Regions from separate parts of the Homo sapiens genome. Here regions 2 and 3 are each linked to region 1. A link is a loop called in an ENCODE intact Hi-C map of the cell type or tissue named here. Cell type or tissue: ascending aorta. All regions are shown on one strand.

The links. Hi-C counts contacts between places; a loop is a spot of excess contacts. Peaks named below come from ENCODE experiments on the same cell type or tissue, not always from the same donor. Only the 100,000 strongest peaks of a DNase experiment are listed, where the experiment ranks them.
Region 2: it touches region 1 in a loop (4-fold over the local background); 20 of 110 quality-filtered maps call a loop at or near these places.
Region 3: it touches region 1 in a loop (6-fold over the local background); 90 of 110 quality-filtered maps call a loop at or near these places.

What each region holds. Positions count from the first base shown.
Region 1 is chr10:15,430,644-15,438,643 of GRCh38, forward strand. No RefSeq gene overlaps it. Among named protein-coding and RNA genes, the nearest start is that of FAM171A1, 63 kb to the left of the region's middle. RefSeq lists an enhancer at 3,467-3,761. In ascending aorta, a CTCF peak has its summit at 3,612 (motif pointing right); DNase peaks (open chromatin) are centred at 4,128 and 4,382; H3K4me3 peaks cover 1,290 bases; H3K27ac peaks cover 5,514 bases.
Region 2 is chr10:15,582,430-15,590,429 of GRCh38, forward strand. ITGA8 (integrin subunit alpha 8) reads right to left here. Exons shown (of 30, transcript NM_003638.3): 23 at 4,155-4,235. Among named protein-coding and RNA genes, the nearest start is that of ITGA8, 130 kb to the right of the region's middle. RefSeq lists a silencer at 2,912-2,961. In ascending aorta, a CTCF peak has its summit at 3,008 (motif pointing right); a DNase peak (open chromatin) is centred at 3,032.
Region 3 is chr10:15,712,471-15,720,470 of GRCh38, forward strand. It overlaps ITGA8 (integrin subunit alpha 8), which reads right to left and starts at 7,452. Exons shown (of 30, transcript NM_003638.3): 1 at 7,093-7,452; 2 at 6,296-6,429. The coding sequence starts at 7,301. RefSeq lists a silencer at 1,966-2,166. In ascending aorta, CTCF peaks have their summits at 3,546 (motif pointing left), 7,589 (motif pointing left) and 7,791; DNase peaks (open chromatin) are centred at 3,518, 6,487 and 7,551; H3K4me3 peaks cover 8,000 bases; H3K27ac peaks cover 7,625 bases.

The DNA of each region.
Region 1 (8,000 bases):
ATAAGTAATAAATAAATAAGACTTAGAAGTGGAATGGCAGCATTACGCATTCACATATTCTACTTCAAAATGCCAAATAGCTCTTTGAAGTAGTGGCAACAACCTCTACTCCTACTCCTACCTGTGGTGTTTGAGAGCTCCAGGTGTTCATCATCCTCCCCAAACCCCTGCTTTTAAACACTTTGATATTGAAAATTTTGAATATATACAAAAATAGGGAGATTAATGAACCTTTAAGGTCCTGTCATTCGATTTTAATAGTTACTAATTCACAGCCAGTCTTGAATCATATATACCGATCACACTCCTGCAGGTTATTTGAAGCAAATTTCAGTTCCAGGATAACACTCTGAAAGATAAGAACTCTTCATTTTTTATTTTTATTTTTTGAGACAAGGTTTCACTCTGTCACCCAGGCTGCTGTGCAGTGGTGTGATCACACCTCACTGCAACCTCAACCTCTCAGGCTCCAGCGATCCTCCCACTTCAGCCTCCTGAGTAGTTGGGGCTATAGGCACGTGCCACCATACCCAGCTAATTTTTAAAATTTTTGTAGAGATAGGGTCTCACTACGTTGCTCAGGTTGGTCTGAAACTCCTGAGCTCAAATGATCCTCCCTCACCCTCCCAAAAGTGGTGGGATTATAGGCATGAGCTACTGCACCCAGCGAGGACTCCTTATTTTAAACATAACCAAAACACCATGATTACACTGAAAAAATAATCATCAATCTTTCCTTGTTGAAATAAAATAACCAGCCACGGTTCAAATTTCACAACTGTCTCATAACATTTTATGGTTGGCTTGACTCACATCCAAAATAAGATCCATAAATCACAATTGTTGATATGTTTCTTCAATATATTTCAATTGGTGGGTTCCCTCCCCATCTCTCTTTTTTTTTGGTTGGTATTTATTTATTGAAAAATAAAAACAGGATTGTTTGTTCTATAGAGCGGAGGTCCCAAACCCCAGGCCACAGACTGGTACTAGTCCATGGCCTGTTAAGAACTGGGCTGGCACAGCAGGAGGTGAGTGGCGGGGGAGTGAGCAAAGCCTCCTCTGTATTTACAGCTGCTCCCCATTGCTCACATTACTGCCTGAACTCTGCCTCCTGTCAGATCAGTGTGGCATTAGATCTAATAGGAGCGGGAACCCTGTTGTCAACTGTGTGTGTGATGCATCTACGTTGCGTGCTCCTTATGAGAATCTAATGCTTGATGATCTGTCACTGTCTCCCGTCACCCCAAAATGGGACCATCTAGTTGTAGGAAAACAAGCTCAGGGCTCCCATTGATTCTACATTATGGTGAGTTTTATAATTATTTCACCATCACCTGAGGTCAGGAGTTCAAGACCAGCCTGGCCAATATAGTGAAACCCCATCTCTACTAAAAATACAAAAATTAGCCTGGCGTTCTGGTGCGGGCCTGTAATCCCAGCTACTCGGGAGGCTGAGGCAGGAGAATTGCTTGAACCAGAAGGCGGAGGTTGCAGTGAACCGAGATGACACCACTGCCCTCCAGCCTGGGCGACAGAGCGAGACTCCGTCTCAAAAAAAGAAAAAAAAAATTATTATACATTACAGTGTAATAATAGAAATAAAGGGCACAATAAATGTAATGCACTTGACTCGTCCCAAAACCATTCCTCCCAGCCCCGCTCCAACCGCCCACCGGTCTGTGGAAAAATTATCTTCCATGAAACTGGTCTCTGGTGCCAAAAAGGTTGGGGACCGCTGCTGCAGAGGTTCTCACAGCATGGATCTTAGTGAGTACATGGTGTGGAACATGCTCCTCTCTCTCTGTGTGTTCTGAAAACTGGTGTCAGAGTTCGATCAGATTTATGTTCAGTTTTTTTTTGATCCCATAGTTTGCAAAGTGCTCTTGTACCTCCTTTCAGAACGTGTTTCCAGGCAAGGAATTTGGAATTCCCTGCAAGGACAAAGGTCATGTTTTCAAACAATGAGAGGCAACATTCCCAGTTATACATATACATGTTCTAGGTAATTTTTCACTTCTTTCTTTTCCTACATTTGATGACAATCTTGGGAAGTGGGGGGAGTTGTCAGATTGAAACATTTACAGCATCAAAATAATAATTTCTAAGCCAAAGCCAACTTCCCGTGCACTCTGGATCCTGCTCCTTCTCCAATGGTAATCTAATTTTACCTTTGATTCCATCCAGTATATACGGGATTGGAGTCCAGGAAACTGAAAAATTATCTTTTGTATTATCTTTTATCGTTCTCTTTAATTAATAAAAAATAAACCAGACATCCTTCCAAGTTTCCAGGCTATTTGGCTGGGTTAAGAGAAGGCAGAATAAATACAGTGAAAGCTAGTTGCTCAAAAAAACAAGAAACAAAACTCAAACCCAGAAAGAAGTTATATAGTATTTTCTCACTCCATTCTTGGTTAAAATTCAGTCTCAGCGAACAATTTGTTACAAAAAAAATTGAAGTCTGTAATATTGTTGAAGTTTATCTCATTTTTTTCTTTAAATTTATCTATCTCCCTTTTTTCTTTAAATTTCTCCCTTAAATTCTGGATTGAGAATTGACAATTGATTTGAGAAATGGAAGAAACATAAAGGAGAAAAGGGAGCCTTCTGGTTTAATGTGACGTAAAGTTCATAAAGCTGGAATGAAACTGTGCTTTTCATGCTTGGTTTAGGTGCCTAAGACATTTCAAATGATGGCTACAAATATACATAGAATAGGGGGAAATTTCTCTATTCTTTCCTAAGCCTTGGGTTGGTTTCTGGGGAATATTAACACACACAGACTACAGACTCCCTTTACAAAGCTGGGCATTTTCACACATGCAAATACAGTTTTGGGGGCTGGTGAGCATTATTTGAGTGGTTGCTTGGTATCGTTTTTTAAAAAAATAATCATTTTCAATTATCTTTATTTATCTGTTTTAATTTTTTAGAGACAGGGCCTTCCTCTGTCTCCCAGGCCAGAGTCCAGTGGTGCAATCATAGTTCACCACAGCCTCCAACTCCTGGACTCAAGTGATCCTCCTGCCTCAGCCTCCCGAGTAGCTGGGAATACAGGCATGCACCAAGCCAGGCTCTTCTTGTTTAAATTCAGTTCAGTGAAATATTTTTAAAAAACAGAATCTAAATATTTAATAGCAAATAATGGGATAACATTTATTAAAATTGTTTTTAACTTTGAGACCAATAAGCATATACACAAACATATAAAGAAAGTATTTTGCAGGATGGATGGCAATATTAACTTTCTTTATGACTCATTGTTGAGCTTTCCAAAGTTATGTTAGCTAAATTATTGAAGGGTTTCATTGATAGAAATTATGAAACCATCCTTGAATACAGACAGTTCACTAGCAGGCAAGCAATCTATATTTCACACAGCTGGAAGATGTGAGGAGATAAGGAGTAAAGGCTGTGGTGTGTTTATCACCGCTGATCAGCACACAGACTTCAGATATAAGAATGTGTTAAAACAATTTTTCCCCCAGGTTTTTCAATTATATGCTTTAAGACTGACATTATCAGCGGGATCACCTTTTAGAATGGAGATGAGCAACTTAACACATACAATACTATTAATAATTCTTCAGTTTTGTCCGTCAGCCACCAGAGGGCAGTATTTTCTCTCTTTCTCTTTCTCCCTCTCCCTCCCCCGTCTTTCTTTCTCTCCGTCTCTCTTCTTTTTCTCTCCATTTCCTTCCTTCCCCCCCTTCTCTTTCTCTCTCTCTCTCTCTCTTCTCTCTCTCCATTTCCCTCCTTTCTTCCCTCCCTCTCTGCGTCTCTTTCTCTTCTTTCTCTTCCTCCATTTCCCTTTCTATCGCGCACGCTTTCTCTCTCTACCTATTTCTCCCTCTTTCCCTGTCTCTCTCCCCCATCCTTCTCTCCTCCATACATCGCTTTCACTCCTCATCTCTCTCTCTCTCTCTGTCTCTCTCTCTCTCACACACACACACACACACACACACACACACACACACACACTGCATACTTCATGGAGATAACTTATCCCATGGGGGACTGACCTAGTTCTGCCTGCTCCCAGCGCCCCTCCCTCACTTTCTTGCACCATGTGCTCTGGTCCGGGCTGTCCTCAGAGCATTCACTCTGGTCTCCTGGATTCTAATCTTCCAGGGTGCTGCCAGGAGTGGTATTTTGACCACATATCTTTCCTGTTTAAGATCCTTCAAGGACAGCGTCTCTCTGGGATTCAGGGACATTTGGACACGTCTCTGTCTTAGCCACTTACCCCATGGAACTGTCATGATTGATTTATGTGCCCATCTTCCACACTGGCATAGGAACTCCTCTAGGATGGAGACCTGGCAGCAGATATTGTTTTTGGTAGCCTCAATTCCTAGCAGGATGCCAGACACATAGCACGCTGTGGCCTCAGTGATTAACCAGTCATAGCTGAGGAACTCTATATACTGACACTGTTGCATTTTGTCAAATATGTATGCGTTGACTCGCCCTCTCTGCCAGCCTCCGATTCACACCAGAGGAAGCTAAGGAGGGGTTTGAATCCTTGCATCAACCGGGGCTTCCCCTTGTTATATCCATTTAAAGAGGGCTCGAGGGTTAACCATTGCTTTAAACATACATTTATAGATTTTAAAAATTAGGCCAAATGTGGTGGTTCACACCTGTGATGCCAGCACCTTGGGAGGCCAAGGTGAGAGGATCACTTGATGCCAGGAGTTTGAGACCAGCCTGAGCAAAATAGTGAGACCCCCATCTCTAATAAAAACTTAAAAATTAGCTGAGCATGGTGGTGCATACCTGTAGTCCCAGCTACTCAGGAGGCTGAAGTGGGAGGATCACTTGAGCTCAGGAGATCAAGGCTGCAGTGAGCTAAGATCTTGCCACTGCATCCCAGCCTGAGCAACAGAGCAAGACTTTGTCTTTAAAAAAAAGAATAAAAAATAAAAATATATAATTAATAAAATATAAACATAAATAAAAATGGACCACCTTAGCAGAGATTAGTTGACAGCTGAGAGCAGGAAGGAGATCTGGGCTAGAGACTGGGAAGGTTGGGGTGTGCCTGGGAGAGGCTGGGGCTGGGGGCAGGAGGACAAAGTATCCCAAACAAGGTTTCCAGCGAAATCTTTAACGTTCACCAACAAGGCAGTGCTGGACTTGGTTTCACCACTAGCAGCCTCTCCTTCTCCATTTTTGTAACATGTGCTCTGTTTTACTTTGAGCAAGAAAATTAAGATATATGGTTTGGCTTTAAAAGGCATAGTTCTGGGGCTGGGCATGGTGGCTCACACCTGTAATCCCAGCACTTTGGGAGGCCAAGGCGGGTGGATCACGAGGTCAGAAGTTCGAGACCAGCCTGACCAACACGGTGAAACTCCATCTCTACAAAAATACAAAAATTAGCGGGGCATGATGGCACCCAGCTACTCAGGAGGCTGAGGCGGGAGAATCGCTTGAACCTGGGAGGTGGAGGTTGCAGTGAGCAGAGATCATGCCATTGCACTCCAACCTGGGCGGCCAAGCGAGACTCCGTCTCAAACACACACACACACACACACACACACACACAAAAAAAAAAAAAAAAAAAAAAAAAAAAAAACAAAACCAAAAGGCATAGTTCTTTTTTACCTGGCAACACACGCACATGGTAAACAGAAGTCCAAACAGTACAAAGGGGGTAGAATAAAAGTTGTTTTAAAAATGGCAAGCGAGGCTGGGTGCAGTGGCACGCCTATAATCCCAGCACTTTGGGAGGCCGAGGTAGGTGGATCACCTGAGGTCAGGAGTTCGAGACCAGTCTGGCCAACATGGCGAAACCTTGTCTCTACTAAAAATACAAAAATTATCTCGGCGTTGTGGCACACACGTGTACGCACAGCTGCTTGGGAGGATCACTTAAACCCAGGGGGTGGAGGTTGCAGTGAGCCGAGATCTCACCACTGCACTCCAGCCTGGGCAACAGAGTAAGACTCCATCTCAAATTAAAAAATAAAAAGGGCAGGCAAAATATCTCTTGCTTTAATTTGTCTATTTCATCTTGCTTAGTTTTTCTTTTTCTTTATTTTAAATGCCTTCCCAAAGCTTGAAACAATTTTGTTTCCAAAAGATTGGTCTACAGCCATAAGAGTTTCTAAAACATTACTGATGAGCGTTTTAAGGATGTCTTATCTAAAATGTGGTTATGCAGTCATTTGTATTTATACATCTCCTTCTCAAGTCTGGGTAAACAAAACTCATCAGAGCACTTACCAAAGTCAGTGGAGAGCAGCTGGTATAGGGTGCGCGTCAGGAATGAGTAAGGCAGGTGAATCAGATGTCTACCATTCGCACCAATTGCTGCAAAATCAAAGACAGATCAAAGCCCTCAGAATGGTTGGTCCGAGCTTGCAAACTTTTCCTTTTCACATCTTGCTGGCAAGTGCTATTCAGGGTGAAAAAGATCTGGGAGAGAACAAAAATGATTATTCTGTTTTGTCTAGATGTGGAAATTCTGCCCTAGACTCCTTTGAGTTTAGAAGAAAAGGTGAAAGTTATTGCTAGATCTAAATAAGTCCCAGTTGGGAAAGATCTCAAGACAAAAAATTTTCATGGCATGTTGATACTTCAAAGATGTAATGTGAGGAGGCTTTTATATTTTGGATTTGAATGAGTATGGTCTCTTCATATTTACTCCATTTTAAGGATATACATTCTTAAAGGGTGTTGACAATGTAAACATTTCTTAATGTGGTCTCAATTGCATTATTTAAAAAGCTGTTGAAATGGAAAAAGGAGTCCAGACTGGAGACACGTCGAAGATCTAGAGAAAAATCCAGTGTTCAAAGGCGTGTGATAAAATGAATGGGAAGGAAATATTTGGAGACAAAAACCAAAGAACCTAACGGAGAAGAGGATTTTTATGGCCATCTGAAGCTCCTACAGCATGTTAATCTGAACAGTTATGGTCCAAGATGAAAGTGTTTAGTACACTGTTCAGTAAATATTATTGTTGGTGATGAAAAGTTTATTATGGAGAAAAAGGGAATTTTGTGGATGAAGACAAAGAAAATTGTGAGGCAACATGTCCAGAGATCTTGAAGGGCTGCGAAAAATTTTTGAAATGTAGATAAAGAGTAAACTATTTTCTCCAAGTATACAATAAGAATTTGGAGTGATATAAAATAATTTATATTATATAATTTATATAATTATATGTAATATATAATTTATATAATTATATGTAATATATAATTATAATTATATAATGACAAACAATTTAGTTAACTTTTGCCTAAAACATTCCAAACAGAAATAACAATTTATACTAATTAAAAATTTACTGACATAAACTGTTCAGTGATTCACATAAACCTGGTAAAGATATGTGTTATTAATAATTATTCAGGCTGGATATGGTTGCTCACGCCTGTAATCCCAGCACTTTGGGAGGCCGAGGCAGGAGGATCAGGAGGTCAAGAGATCGAGACCATCTTGGCCAACATGGTAAAACCCCGTCTCTACTAAAAATGCAAAAATTGGCTGGGCGTGGTGGTGCGTGCCTGTCATCCCAGCTACTCGGGAGGCTGAGGCAGGAGAATCACTTGACCTCAGGAAGCAGAGGTTGCAGTGAGCCGAGATGATGCCACTGCACTCCAGCCTGGAAACAGAGTGAGACTCCATCCAAAAAAAGAAAAATAATAATAATAATAATTATTATCATTCAGACTTGGGCTGAGGTGGGAGGATCACTTGAGCCCAGGAGTTTGAGACCTGCCTGGGCAACACAGAGACCCCTGTCTCTACAACATAAAAATAATAAAGTCATCTGGACATGGTGGTGTGCACCTGTAGTTCTAGCTACCATGGAGGCTGAGGCAGGAGGATCACCTGAGCCCAGGAGTTTGAGGCTGCAGTTAGCTATGATTCTGACTGCACTGAAGCCTGGGTGATAGAACAAAACCCTGTCTCTAAAATAATATTAATGACAATTATTATTATTCAGACTTGGTACTGAATATTTACCATGTCTTCTGAAT
Region 2 (8,000 bases), 150 kb after region 1:
AATCAACTGGATTTCATCAAACTTTTGCTTCTTGAACATCACTATTAAGGAAATATAAAACCAAACTATAGACTGGGAGAAAATAATCGCGGGACACATATTTGGTAAATGGCTTTGTATACAGAATTTATAAAGAACTTCTACAACTCGATAATAAGGAGACAGAAAACCCAGTAATAAATGGGTAGAAGATTTGAAGGGATACTTCACCAAAAATGAGATATTGATGGCAAATAAGCACTGAAAAGATGCCCAATGTAACTGGTCATTAAGCAAATGAAAACTAAAAACTCAGTGGAACACTATAGGCTTACTAGAATGACTAAATACAAACCAACATAAAGCACATGCTGGCAAAAATGGTGCATGACTGCAACTCTCATGCATGGTTGGTGGGAATGAAGAATGGAAACAGTATAGCCTTTCTGGAAAACAGTTGCACAGTTTCTTATAAACATACACATATCATACAACTCGGTAATTCCATTTGTGAAAACAAATGTTCCAACAAAGACCTGCACATGAATACTTATAGCAGCTTTATTCTTCATAGCTCAAACTGGAGACAATTCAAATGTTCACCAATGAGTGAATGGATGAACAATTCACTGGACATCCATCCATACAATGGAATACTTCTCAGCAGTAAAAAGAAACCATCATAGCAAAGACTTGGAACCAACTGAAATGCCCATCCAGATAGACTGGATAAAGAAAATGTGGCACATATACAATGTGGAATACTATGCAGCCATAAAAAAGGATGAGTTCATGTCTTTTGCAGGGACATGGATGAAACTGGAAACCATCATTCTCAGCAAACTAACACAGGAACAGAAAACCAAACACCACATGTTCTCACTCATAAGTGGGAGTTGAACAATGAGAGCACGTGGACAACAGGGAGGGGAACATCACACAGCGGGGCCTACTGGGGGATGGGGGGCTAGGGAAGGGATAGCATTAGGAGAAATACCTAATGTAGATGATGGGTTGATGAGTGCAGCAAACCATCATGGCACTTGTATACCTATGTAACAAACCTGCACGTTCTGCACAGGTACCCCAGAACTTAAAGTATAATAATAAAAAAGTATATATATAAAAAGAAACTGTCTACTGATACATTCAAGAACACAGATGTTTCTCAAGTGCGTTAGGTTAGGTGGAAGAAGCCAGCACCATTCCCAATGACTTGCATAACATTATAGATCATTCCGGAAAAAGGCAAAACTATAGTGACAGAAAATAGGCCAAGCTTGCCAGGGTCTCGGGGTGGGGAAGGGTTGGCTATAAAGTAGTCCAAAATAACTATGTGGAGTGATGGTACTGTTCTATATTGTATGTTCTTTTGATGTCATAACTTCTTCAACTGGACACCTAAAAAGGATGAATTTTACTTTATGTAATTTACATTCCAATAAATCTGACTTTTCAAAAACCCCACAAACTCCATAAACTGTTGAAAGATATTGGTAATCTTTGTAACTGATAAAGGATTAGTGACTAAACTCTAGAATAGAAAAGAATTTCTATACACTAATGAAAAAAAGTCAACTCTTTTAGTAGCACTATGTGTAAAAAAGGCTGGGTGTGATGGCTCATGCCTGTAATCCCAGCACTTTGGGAGACCAAGGCAGGTGGATCACCTGAGGTACAGAGTTCGAGACCAGCCTGGCCAACATGGTGAAACCCCTTCTCTATTAAAAATACAAAAATTAGCTGGGCATGGTAGCAGGTGCCTGTAATCTCAGCCACTTGGGAGGCTGAGGTAGGAGAATCACTCGAACCCTGGAGGGAGAGGTTGCAGTGAGCTGAGATCATGCCACTGCACTCCAGCCTGGGTGATGCAGCGAGACTGTCAAGAAAAAGAAAAGAAAAGAAAAGAAAAGAAATATGTGCAAAAAATTGAACAAGAATTTCTCTGCACAGGAAGAATAAAGAGTCAACAAAGATTAAAAAGCTGCTGAATCTCATTTAGGAATCAGGGGACCGCAAGTTAAACCTTCAGTAAGGTACCATTTCTTGTCCACCAGACTGGCTCAAAAACCAGATCATGTTGAGAGTTAGCTGATAGTGTGGGATAACAGAAACTTCACCCACTTCTCACAGGAGTGTAATTTGGCATAAGTATTTTGAAAAAGAGTTTGATATTATGTAGTAAAGTTAAATAGAGCATACTCTCTGATCCTGAATTTCCACTTCTAAGTATATCCTCTGCTGACATTCTTCCCCCTGTGTACTGGAAGATATGTACAAAAAACAATTGCAAAAAGGAAAATAATAAAAGCCCTGCATTTTCATCCAGAGTAGAATAGATAAATAAATTATGGTATATTTTGGCCGAGCATGGTGGCTAAGGCCTGTAATAATCCTAGCACTTTGGGAGGCTGAGGTAGGCAGATTCACCTGAGGTCAGGAGTTTGAGACCAGCCTGGCCAACATGGTGAAACCCTGTCTCTACTAAAAATACAAAAATTAGCCGGGCGTGGTGCATGCCTGTAATCCCAGCTACTGAGGAGGCTGAGGCCCGAGAATCACTTGAACCCAGGAGGTGGAGGTTGCAGTGAGCCGAGATCAGCCTGGGTGACAGAGTGAGACCCAGTCTCAAAGTAAAATAAGATAAACGATGGTATAGTTTTACAGTGTAACACTCAGGCAGTTGACATGAGTGAATTACAGGCACGTGCACTAAAATGAATCTCAAAAACATTGGTTTGAATGGAAAAAAATTAGAAACATACATAAAATACGATTTTATGTAGATAAGTTTCAAAAAACTATATCCCAGGCAGGATAGCATGATCATTTCTGAGCATGAGCTCTGGAGACAGTTGCCTATATTTACATTCTGGCATTTTCTAGTTTAACCTTCAACTCCTTGTGCCGCAATTCCCTCACCTGTACAAGGAGGATACTAGTTCATTTATAAGATGGGCTAACTTGGAGTAGCACCCAGAAGGGAACAGTGTATGTTAGACATTGCTATTATTCTCTAATCCGCTAGGGGGCGCCCCAGCGGCACCAGGACAGCAGGGCAGGACCCATGGCAGCACTGGCTCTGCCTGCTGAAATACCAGCTGTCATCATCGAAGCTTGTAAACCACCGTGGAAAAGGAAGGAAACCAGCATTCTGGAACCCCAGTGACAACTTGGTCCAAAATACCAGTTGACATTTTTAGCCAAATCCATGATTGTTCTGAAAAACCAGAATCATCAGAAAAAAATCAATGAAGTCCAATTTCATGCAAGATAAGAACTACACACAACCCATTTCTGATTTCTTTTTCCCCCAGGCATGGATTTTGCAGCTGGTAGTCATTTCCTTGACCCTTTTCCCCCGTCTCTCAGTTGATTGCTTATTGGCACCTTCCTTAAAGAATAGGACCAAAGAAAAAAGATGTAAAATATAGATCCAATCGACCCTTGCATCTGAGAGTTAGTCATTTATTAAACTCCAGATGTGGTGTGGTAAGGCTAAAAAGTCATTACGCTAAAATAATTATTGGAGAATTGAGATTTTTTTTCAGGGAATCACATGGTTGTCTATTTTATCTGGCTTCTTATCAGCTGGTTTTTATAGTTTGATTACTGCACTGTCAATTTGGGGAATAAAGTGATTTTTTTTTTTTTTTTTTTTTTTTTTGAGATGGAGTTTCACTCTTGTCACCCAGGCTGGAGTGCAATGGCACGATCTTGGCTCACTGCAACCTCTGCCTCCCGGGTTCAAGTGATTCTCCTGCCTCAGCCTCCTGAGTAGCTGGGATTACAGGTACCCACAACCACGCCTGGCTAATTTTTGTATTTTTAGGAGAGACAGGGTTTCACGATGTTGGCTAGGCTGGTCTCAAACTCCTGACCTCAGGTGATCTGCTCACTTTGGCCTCCCAAAGTGCTGGGAGTATAGGCATGAGCCACCGCGCCTGGCATAAAGTGATTTCTTGTTTTGATATTCTTGGAGTTAATTGTTATTTAGGGTTTACTCTGCTTTCCAATGGAAGGCTAATAACGATCAGTAGAAAAGAGTGAAAATTAATATCCAAAATGAACTGTGATCTCTAATGCATCAGGAAAATTCCACATCATTTTCACTAGTATTTTATCTTAACTCTACATACAGAAGGATATTGTACTATGCATTGCTTACTACTTACCCTCTTATTTCCACCTGCGCTACAGCAGTGATGTTGATTTGCAGGCTCACAAAATTGCTGTCTGGATTGTCCTTGTTGGAACTAAAACACAAGGACATGTGATTTAAATCTATCTGCTCAGGAGTATTATTACAATATATGATCATAAAAAACATTCTACATATCACAGGAGAACACACGTTACTAACCTGATCATTCAGGATACAAGTGTATTCATTCTCCAAAATCGTAACCATTTGTACAGAGAAATGCTAAGATCTTTTATGATCAATAGTAATGTAACAACTGTCTATGAAGAGACACTTTATCTGGAAATACAATAGATATCTAAAGAAACTAACACTTTTTTTTTTTTTTTGAGACGGAGTCTCCCTCTGTTGCGAGGCTGGAGTACAGTAGCCCAATATCAGCTCACTGCAACCTCTGCCTCCCCAATTCAAGTGATTCTCCTGCCTCAGCCTCCCAAGTAGCTGAGACTACAGGCGTGTGCCACCACACCCAGCTAATTTTTGTGTTTTTAGTAAAGACGGGGTTTCACCATGTTGGCCAGGATGGTCTCTATCTCTTGACCTCATGATCTGCCCACCTCAGCCTCCCAAAGTGCTGGGATTACAGGCGTGAGCCACCCCGCCCAGCCAAAACTAACACTTTTTTAAATGGCTAAACCAAAAATGTATTGAACTGAGCTCATTTTGCAGCTTCTACCTTTGACAAATTCCTTAACATCTCTGCGCATATCATGTTCATTGCCCATTAAATAGGAAGTAACAACACAGCCAACTCCTGATTTTCCTTGCTAATAAAGAGAAGAACTGGCATGAATAATGCAGAGAAATACATAATCGAAACAGCATTTGTGTTTGGCTCTGGGATGCATCATACCATGCACTGGCTTGGCAGCAATTTCATCTTCCTAACGGTTTATTTCTTCAGTTAGTATTAAAATAAGCATATATTCACTGCATACTCACCAGCTAACTAGGACAAGGAGTTGGAGGGTATTTTAAAAGACCAGTTTAAATAACACACTTTTCATTACCCACAATACCCTGAATATAGACCCAAGGAAGTTGGCCAGTTCATAAACAGGCAATTAGGAGATGACATGGATATTTACAAAATGCATTAAGAGTGTCTAGATAGAAGGTGTGTGTTTAACAACATTTCTTTGAACAGTGGCAAAATTATTTTTTAAGTTTGCTGGGGTTTTTTCTCTCCAGCAAATATAATTAGATATGAAACAACTTTTAAAAATGCATGGGTTTCAAAATGTGTGTGCTATAAGGAAAATAAAACGTACTTCACAAAGAGGCTCAACCAGTAACTGAGTTTTGGAGGTAGCTTCCATCTGAATTTTATAATCCTATTATGCTTTTACTGAAGTCACTAAAAACTTAGGCAGCTTTTAGCAAACCGAGACACAGCCACATCACCACTAACAGGTCATGTTTATATTCAGGTGTCATTAGGAAGAGAAGGCCTCCTCTTTTTTCATCATCAAACCTCACTCTGATTCGATGGACAAGCTCTAGCACCAAGATGATGGTAATGCGGTAGGTTGTGACTAGCTTTTGAAGCTTTCCAAATGCGAGAGCTGGAAAGGATATGATAAAATTCTGCTTTCAAAGCAGGAGGCGGCAGAATTGTTCCCATGATGCTTTTGAAAAGTCCTGGCCGATTGTATATAATGATAAGACAACTTAAACTGCAACCACACATAAAAGATATAAACAGGCAAATGTCAGGCTCATTTCCTGGAATGGAGCATCGCCACTAAACCCATGACCGAGCTTAAGGGACTTGTTCACCAGAGGCTGAACCCCAGTTTCCAGGCCATTTTATTAAGATCACATCTGGGATCAGTCAACTAAACAAATGTGTGTGTGTGTTTTTAAGGCAGTGTTCTGAATTCTAACCATTAAGAAGTAATTAAGTAATTTTACTTATTGTAGACTTTATGGTTCCAAATATATTATGGGTAATTCTTCAGTTTGGAAATTTAAATATATTTGTGCCACAGATTAACCAGACTTTTTTCTATTTCTAGTTCACTACTGCTTGGCAGCCGTGGAAATTAGAATTACGAAAAAACAAAGTTTCATTTAAGTTATTGCATAATTCTATTGTATTTTCTTCCCAAGTGGTTTCAATAACACAGTTTTCATTACCCACAATACTCTGAGTATGTAAATAGACATTGAACATTGAAATCATCCTTGAAAACAATCTAACATGAGGCTTTTAGAGGCTGTTTTGAAATGCAGCAGGAACAGCAGCAAACTCTGAGTCCAGACCTTCTGGTCGGCTAATCAAAATCATCTTTTGTCACACAGACTTGCCATGACACTTGCTACTGCATACTAGCGGTGTCAGCAATATCTCTTGTAAGAAAGGAACCAGGCTTGAGAAATAACTTGGATGCTTCCTTGACCTCTTTCCTGAAAGGAAAGCTCCCTCACTAATACCGCTGCTACATCCAAACAAGCCATCCATCACCGCCATGGAAGCTGAACTATTTAAACTGTTGGTGCTGGTTCTACACAAGGAATGATGAATTTCCTCTCTACAACTGCACCCTATGTTATATACTATGGATAGACATGTTTTTCACTTTATTACTCCAATGCTATTTTCTTTTTCCTTACTATTTCCTATTTCCTGCATTCTAACATTCCCTCTATGCTTTCTGTGGTCTTTGGAATGTCAGCAAAGATAACACAGTATTCATCTCACCATTACTAAGGAAGAAACTCTGAGGACAGTCACCAAGACCTGTTTGTATGTGGCAATTGCAATCTGAGACCCGTTGTACACAGGGAGGAAAATGTTTATGTCGTGTAGAGTGAGGGCATGGAGAGACCGCTTAATGCAAATATTTGGTAACAGGAAATATTTTAAGTTTATTAACATATAAAGCCCATTTCTCTCTTGACTTCTATTTGTGGAAAAGGGATTCATTAAATGCAGGTCATGGCAGTCAATATATGCCTGTAAGAGTTTAGACTTCAGAACATTTGGTTTAATTTATTTTTGGCTTAAACACATTTAAACCAAATGCAAAACCATCCATTTAGATCCTTATTTACAGCTTTGGAGTCAGCCAGCAAAGCATGCAGATAAATGCTCACCTCTCAAATACCCTAGTAATTGAGTTTTTACAGTGTTTTACTCAAACGCTGTATTTTTTTTTTTTTTTTGAGATGGGGTCTCACTCTATCACCCTGACTGGAGTGCAGTGGCGCAATCTTGACTCGCTGCAACCTCTGCCTGCCAGGTTCAAGTGATTCCCCTGCCTCAGCCTCCAGAGAAGCTGGGACTACAGGCGTGCACCACCACACCCAGCTAATTTTTGTACTTTTAGTAGAGAAAAGGTTTCACCATGTTGGCTAGGCTGGTCTCGAACTCCTGACCTCAAGTGATCCACCCACCTCGGACTCCCAAAATGCTGGGATTACAGGCGTGAGCCACTGTGCCCAGCCTCAAACACTGTATTCTTGCTTTTATATGTATAATACATGTTTTGGGAATTTAATGCTGTATGTATATTCCAGTTCTTTCTGCATTTCTGCATCTTTATATTTTTTAAGGGTAATGTTAAAATAGTCCTGAGTAGAAATGGAATGTAATCAGTCATGACCCTTTGTTTTAGATGAAGGGGAATGTTAAAAACGTGGCCACTTCTACTTTACAGCAAATTCGGCACTTCATTACTGAATTCATTATTTCAATGATGATCTACAGGATGGACTCGGGGAAGCCATCTAGAACACTACCTTGTGTCTTTTGCTTCTTAGATGAACTAGTAATTGCATCCATTCTCTTTTGTAACTTCAACCAAGAGCGAGG
Region 3 (8,000 bases), 280 kb after region 1:
GGCACCTGTAATCCCAGCTACTTGGGAGGCTGAGGCAGGAGAATCATTTTAACCCGGGAGATGGAGGTTGCAGTTAGCTGAGATTGTGCCACTGCATTCCAGCCTGGGTGACAGAACCAGACTCCATTTCAAAAAAATAAAAATAAAATAAAAAATAAAAAAGTCCATGTTCATGTACTGTCATGGTATCCATCAGGGCACCCCTGAGCTGAGCTTTTTCGTAAAGTTGGCAACTCTCTCCATCAATGCAATTCCCAGATACAAGACTCGTTATACACTAAGAAGGAAAGTTCGAATGTGCACATCTCAACCTGTCAGCTTAAATGTAAAAGTGTGTTTTTCCTTTCAGAATAATTTCAAGACTATTTCAAGATAATTTCAAGCCATTTCTCCCAGCATGCTGCAGAGCCTACACGGAATATTCCTGCCAAGAACCTTGAAGCCTGTTCCCTCACACAGACTTCCAGCTTCTTGAAAGAATTTTGCAGATTAAGCAATAGGTGCCTAATGCTCATACTGCTCAACTAGCCATACAGCAGATCTGTTTCCCATTTCTAGTTGGAGTTTCAAGGACTTCCTTTTTCTAATTGCTTCCTCAGTTGCTATGGGCTGTAGGGACCGCTGCCTCCTCCCTTCTCATACCAAGGTTCAGTTGTGTTCTGTTGCATGAAGTCTGAACAAACAGAGAGAAATTTAGGGATGATGGTTGCCTCTGTCATGCCAACATATCCAGTCATAGTAGCCATCATGAATTGCTTCTAGAATAATAAGTAAGACATCCAGCTAAACCACCTTTGATGACTCAGTTGGATCAGGACTTAGCAGAGGAAGATTTCTGCAAATATTGTGGTGTGTGCTTGTGTGCACACACTGCTTCTTTTTTTCTGAGTAGCAAAACTTACTCTCATTGTTAAGTCTTGAAAAGAGGAGGTTATCTTTGGGCTTCCGTCTTCCCCCACCTTTGTAATCTTCCAAGTGAACGTATTAGAGCACAGATTTCTCCTGTCCCTAAGTCCTATCACATTTATGTTATTTCCTCTGTCATTTACTTGGGTAGCTCTAACCTACATTTTTCTTTTCTTTGTTCCTGAACAAAAACTGATTTCTTTCCGGGGAAACTAGAAAGGCAAGACTTATGCAGCCAATATGTTTCCCAACCCTCACATGAGAAAAAGGGCACACCGAACACTATAAAAAAACAACCCTAAGCCAGTTGCAGAACCAGATGCTTTAAGCTGCTTCTCATTGTGGGATCACTCAACACAAAATAAAACAGACCCCCCAAAACAAAGGCTTCCGGTCTCCCGCAATTCCAACAAAAACCTTGTCATCCAGAACTTTGAAATATCCTAATCCAATTGTCTTCCATTTTAAGTTTTCTTTTCTTTTCTTTTTCTTTTTCCTTTTATTTTTATTTTTATTTTTATTTTTTAACACAGAGATACTAAGTTGAGGCCAGGCAAATTCTAGTGGTCTTTCTCAGATGACTTCCAAATCTCAATGGCACCTCCTACCTCTTCCTGTCAACTTCTTATGTGGGCTCCTAACTGTGACTGGTTCCCAGCTGTATTGCTTCTCTGTCATTATTAGTGCTTTGATGATTATCATAATTAATTAGCACACATCACCTTTTTCCTCAAACATTTTACTTGAGCATTTAAAACAATCAAATACTTGTATGCTATACTTTGGAACTATGTTGCAATTTGCTCTTCATTATTCCAAAGATGACAGTCCATTTCATTGTCTCATTCGTTCTCCCTTTTAGCAGAAGGGTTACAGCCTAACATTCTTTAACCCATGCATTGGTTTAGAAAATGTAGGAAAAAGAAGAAAGGGAACCTTGAAGTAGACACAGAAGCGAGAGGCATGAATTAGGCAGATGTGATATTTTAAACTCTTTAAGACATAGGGCATAGTTTAAAGAGTTCCTGAGACAAAAGTGAAAGAAACCAATTTGGTGATAGGAGGAATTTTCTTCTATTGAAGTAAAGAGGGAAAGACAGAAGGGAGATCAGAGAAGTGCTTTTTTGGAACCCCTTGATTCTGTACAGAGCAGGAAAATTATCTACTCTTTGCATCTCCCCCACCAGCATATGCTTCTAGTATTCATGCATTTGAAGTGCTGGGCCTAGTGCAAGCTTCCTCTATTTTTGTATTCATCATGAGAAATGTTAAAGAAAATCAAGTTATATGATAAGGTAAAAATAAAATAAATAATGATTATTTCATGAAAAAAAACCTGAAAGGCAGTTTTTAGAAAATGGCAATTGACCTTAAATAAATGGAGGAACAGGATCTCAACTGGACTCTGGGACTCAGTTATAGGGCTGTCTCCTTCAAAGTCTAAGCTGAGAGAATTTAGTTGGTTACCAGAGCAGAATACCCAATTGTAGACACCCCAGGGACCTGAACAAGTTGAAACAACTTCATTGAAAGGTCAAATTTACTTAGGATGTCTTGAATTCAGATGTCGTAGTAAAAGTAGGGTAAAAGACCAGGAAAGTCACTGATGTCTTGACAGATGAATATTTGCAATATACATTTTTATGCCTGACACATCACACTCCATTATGCGGATGTCAATTTGGGGCCACTACTTAGTTAAGCAGAGAACTTTTCTTCCTTTTTTTCGGGGGAGAACAGTACGTTACTGGCACTGAGCAGAGAGTAACTCAGGAGGCAGCTTATCAGAGACCATGAAGGGGCATTCTGTGGGAGTCTGAGCAAACCAGGGGCATATGCGACCCATCATTCCCACCAAGACAAACCCTGCTTCTACAATGCTTCCACCAAAACTGTTTATCCTTTCCAACCCCTCTCTGGAGAATAATTTAAAATGGAATTGTAAAGCCACTGCTGGAGTAGGGGAATGGAGGAGAGGGAGGGAAGGCAAATATAGCCTTCCAAAGCTCCTTGGGGGCTTAGTCATAATCCTGAACTTGCAGTCTATCAGGGTCAATCCTCTCCCCATTTCTGGAAGGAAGGTGAGGGGAACAAGCAGGCTGCGAACTGGGCAGACCTCTATTCCAGTCCTGCCTCTACCACCTACCACTGTACGGTCTTGGGTATACCTTTGATGTCAGTTTCCTTATTTACAGAATGAGTTTTACATAGTTGTTTTGATTTGTTTTATGTAGTAGAAACAATGTGTGTACCGTGTCTGGTACATAGTAGCGATCTGTAAATGGGATGCCTCTGGCAACACTGACTTCAGGACCCAGAGCCAGTGATGTCTGTTTCCACCTTTCATCTTTCGTTTTAACATTCTACTTTGTCCACGAAGTGGATGTTCAGAATGGAAATAGCTACACTGGCATCTGCTGTGCCTTCTTCACTTGCACAGCATTGCATCAAGTAGCTGCCACTGCCAGTTCCACTATCTGAGGGTATAAGGACAAAGCAATTGGCACAGATGAGGTATAGAGGGTGAGCAACCACTTGGTAGCAAACACCTGAGCTGTGACCCTGTGGATTCCTTCCCCACACCCATTTTCAGGCCATTCCCACTGGCAATCAAGGTTTCTGGGCCCATAGTACCCCCTGATGGCCGACATGGGGAACTTTCTTTTCCCAACAATTCCTTTCTCCTCCCCAGTGGGACCTCCCTGTCTTTCACAGGTCACAGCCTTGTTCATTCTGTCATGGACCATTCATTTCTCACAAACTTGTGTAGCCTTTCCTGCCTTGCTTTTTAAATTTCCTGTTCAATTATTTCAGGAACATTGATTTTTCTTCCCCTTTCTTTCTCTCACTTTGTTCCATTTGTGAATTCTGAAATTATTATGATTGTAGTTGATAAGTATAATAGTAGGATTAGTGCATTCATCTATTTATCAAGTAAACCACTATATATTTGGAAGTAAAATAAGACATAGTGTGGAATGAGCAGCATCAATCTCTAAAGCCCTTTGAGATATCTAGACATTTTCCTAACCTACACAAAAGAGGACATTGTCTTCTCCAAGTAACACTGACATTTTCTGGACATTATTTTTCTGTTTAATTGCCAACTTGTTCTAGTTTGTCCCCTACTGTTTTACTGCAAATATAATTCAGCTACAATAAGGGTTAAATGCATTCCTGTGGGCTATTCTGGAAACCAAAGCACATCTTTCAGCATTAGTTCTGTATGGGAGAGTGAATTCAAGGCTTCAAGCAATTGCTTTAGAATGAACTTGGAAAATATAACCTATTGTATTTTTTTTTTTTTTTTTGAGATGGAGTTTCACTCTTGTTGCCCAGGCTGGAGTGCAATGGTGCAATCTTGGCTAACTGCAACCTCTCCCTCCTGGGTTCAAGCAATTCTCCTGTCTCAGCCTCCCAAGTAGCTGGGATTACACCCTTAGGCCCGGCTGATTTTGTATTTTTAGTAGAGATGGGGTTTCACCATGTTGGTCAGGCTGGTCTTGAACTCCTGACCTCAAGTGATCCACCTGCCTCGGCCTCCCAAAGTGCTGGAATTACAGGCATAAGCCACCACGCCTGGCCTACCTATTGTAATTTAATATTGAAAATTTTCAGTTAGGAGTGGTCAGTTATTTTTTGAATTCATAGTTGACATCTGGATTCTCTGGTTTTTAATCTGTTGGCCTATGACATCTATTGGGATGAGTACTTACAAAGTAAGTCAGTTGTAACTTATCAGGGCAGACATTGATTCTTCCTTTATCAAAAGAAAAAAATACTAATCAGATCCTGATTTGATGTTATGAGACTATACAAGAAGATTATTAAATTCTTTTCCACGACCATAAATTGCTTCTTGGTGAAAACACATCAACCATGTCTCAAAATATACTTTCCTTAATGTAAATTCAAATAATGTTAATGATTCATGTCTTTATTTGGCCTGCTTTAAAATACTTTTAAAAATACAAATGATTCGGATATGAATTATTAAAATGGCATTAATTTTGTGTTTAAATGTTTAATTCTTTTGGTTTACGAAGCTTATTCTTAAACTAGAGAGCAGTAGCTAGAAAGTGTCTCAAGTCTTGATAAAATAACTAATTAAAAGATTTCTGTCACAAATTAACATCAAAAGGTTTAATCTTCCTGGTTGCTAATACTCAAATTTAAAAGTAAAAGCTTATAAAAACTGGTATAAAATAACAGAATATTTAATAAAATGATAAGCTATTGTGACCATATATAGACAGGCATGATAAAAATATAATTTTCCAATGCTTTTATAAAATACTTTCCTAATTTGGTCATAATTCAAGGTAATGCTTGTATAGTCTGTTTTGCTTTGAAATATTTTCATATTTATGAAACTGAAATTGTTTTCTCCTTTAACATAAAAGATACAAATTATAGTAACAAGTAAACATCATCCAGCCAATTTCATCGAAATTCTGTGAAAATATTCCGCATAAATTCCATATACGCACTAATCAAACAATTAAAAATCAAAGAAATCAAGTATGTCATAAAATAGTTGTGTGGTACACAAGGTATTTTAAACGATTATTTATCAAGGACCATTGTTCAAGCTGACATATTCGCATTTTTCTGGAAAGAGATATTTGCTTTCTGATAATATATACCTTTTGAATTCATAAAGTTTTGGTGGTAAAAATTAAAGCATTCGGTGTTAATGTTTTTGAAAGCATCGCATTTAAATTATTTTCTCAGGCTCTAAAGAGAAAACACCAGAGGAAACGTAACCAGACTGAATTGTTTAAAATGTATTTTCCCTTTAATTAAATAAGAAACATCTGTCTAGGGATTTTGGAAATGAATGTAATCCATCCACACTCTGCCTGCACTAGTTTGCATTCAATGTCTAATACTTTGAAAGAAAATTCTTTCTTTCTGTAAAGAATTAAACAGCAACGCGGAGTGATGTCTGGGTCTGCAGCAGCTAAGTCCTGCCTCCCGAGCTTGGGCACTGGAAACGCTAAGGATCTCTCTTTTTCCAGATCTGTCCTTGAGAAGCAACCAAATTCTCTCCACAGTCAAAGTTAGGACATAGTTTTTGTATTTCTCCAAAACATCCACTCACCCTGAAAATGCTCATCTCAGAAAGGTAAAGAAACAGGAGTTGCCAGGATGCATCCGAACACTCAGGGTCAAAATAGTGTCCTTTCTCTAGGGTTCACTAAACGTCTTCCTTCAGTTAACTGAGAGTTGAAAAAACTGATTTCTCTAGAGACCCACATAGCCCACAATACGGACATATCAGACAAGCTAAACGAGCAGCACACCAAGACAGCGGGAAGTCGCCTCTGGGATGGCCCTGGTTCTTCCAAACCCAGGCCCACAGCTTAGAAGGACAAATCTCACTTACTGGTGGTGTCAAACGGTATCTGCCTGCACTGCGCAGACCCCTCCGCGGGCCAAGGACAGTAATAGACGGCTCCCCCTTCCACGATATCGGGCTGGCTGGTGTTGGCTTTGGGCGCCCCCACCAAGACACTCGCTCTGCAAAAGAGTTGGAGAAAGTCACTCTTTGGGCGCCACAAAACCGTGCGCATGCAATGCAGTCTCTGTAACCTCCTGCCCGGGGACACTGGGGCAGGCGTGGAGGGCATGAACGTATTTATGATGAGGACCGACTGTCAAACTTGATTTCCTCTTGGAAACGGGGGTCCGCAACCTGGTTTGCAAGAATGCAAACGGTCCTGCTTCTCTAGGTGGAGCTCTGTGGGTACAGTGAGATGAGAGAAGGGGGTGGGGTAGGAGGAAGCCAAGGACAGAGCCCAGCTGCTGGTAGCCGACAGCTCTTGCGCCCAGACGCAATGGTTACAGACTCTGCATAAACAGACCTCGCTGTGGTGGCGGTTTTAACTGGCTTGGGTCTTCTGGGTCCTGTTCTCTCCTTTGTAGGATGCGTGCGTCTTGGTACCTGGAACACCCAGGACTTGCGTGTTCTATGCAAGTGGCATGTCTCTAGCTCAAAATTCACAAGGCACATCTAGCATGGCAGGGGAGAGAAGGGGCTGGTGGCGGGGAGAGGGACGGGACCCCGGGCAGGCGGCAGGACGGGGATCCCAGGCTGCGGGGGGACTCCGCGGCAGAGCCGCTGGGACCTGACCCGGGAGCGCCTTCGTCCCCGCGCGCACCTCCCCGGGTCGGGCGACTTACGTGCGGGCGTCGGGTATGTGGAAGTCCACGGCGTAGCCGAAGTAGCTGCCCTTGGGGCCGCTGTACACTGTGAGCTTTTCCACGTCCAGGTTGAACGCCTGACAGGCGGGGGACCACAGCAACATCCCCAGCGCGGCCGCGGCGCAGCAGAGGGGCGCGATCAGCGGCGCCTGGCTTCCCCGGGGACCGCGGCTGGCCCCGGGCGACATCTCCCTCCGCCCCGGTGGGTGGCTGCTACCCAGGAGCGCGAGCCGAGGACCCCTGCGGGGCAAGGGGGGCTGGTGGAATCTGGCGGTCCCCAGCTGCCCGTGTCCCGGGTCGGTGCGCTCGGCGCACCCGTGGTGACAGTGCCCGGCGTCTGCTCCCACCCGCCCGCCCGCCCAGCCGGCTCGGGGGGCTGGCCCAGGGGCTCTAGCCCTCCTCCGGCCGCGGGCAGGGACCAGCTCTCTCGCGGCGCCTCCTCGCGGCTGGTCTAGAGCCAGGGACTCCCGGGCGGCCCAGCTGGTGGCTGGAGCGCTGGGTGCCTCTTCGGGCTGCCCGGATTTCTATTGCAGTCCCATCTCAAGGACAATCAGTTTCGTCTCTGTCACCTCAAGCTATTTATTGCTTTAGAAGCAATGCCCCAGGTGGAGCGAGAGCTTGCTCCAGTTGTGTCAAAGGCGCAGCTTGGATGGAGAATGTGAAAACCAACCCCACCACCAGGAGGGGCAAAGCAATTATCTCTTCATCACCTCTGCAGCCTGACCTCAGCGTTCACGGCTTTGCACGTCTGTGATGAGAGTTAAAGTTGAAATGCAACAACCCTCTCCTCCCCTAAGTCCACCCCACCTCCTGGCAGAGCTAACTCATATACAAGAAAGCCTCGAGGGTTTTTTTTTGTTTTTGTTGTTGGGTGTCTGTGTGTGTGT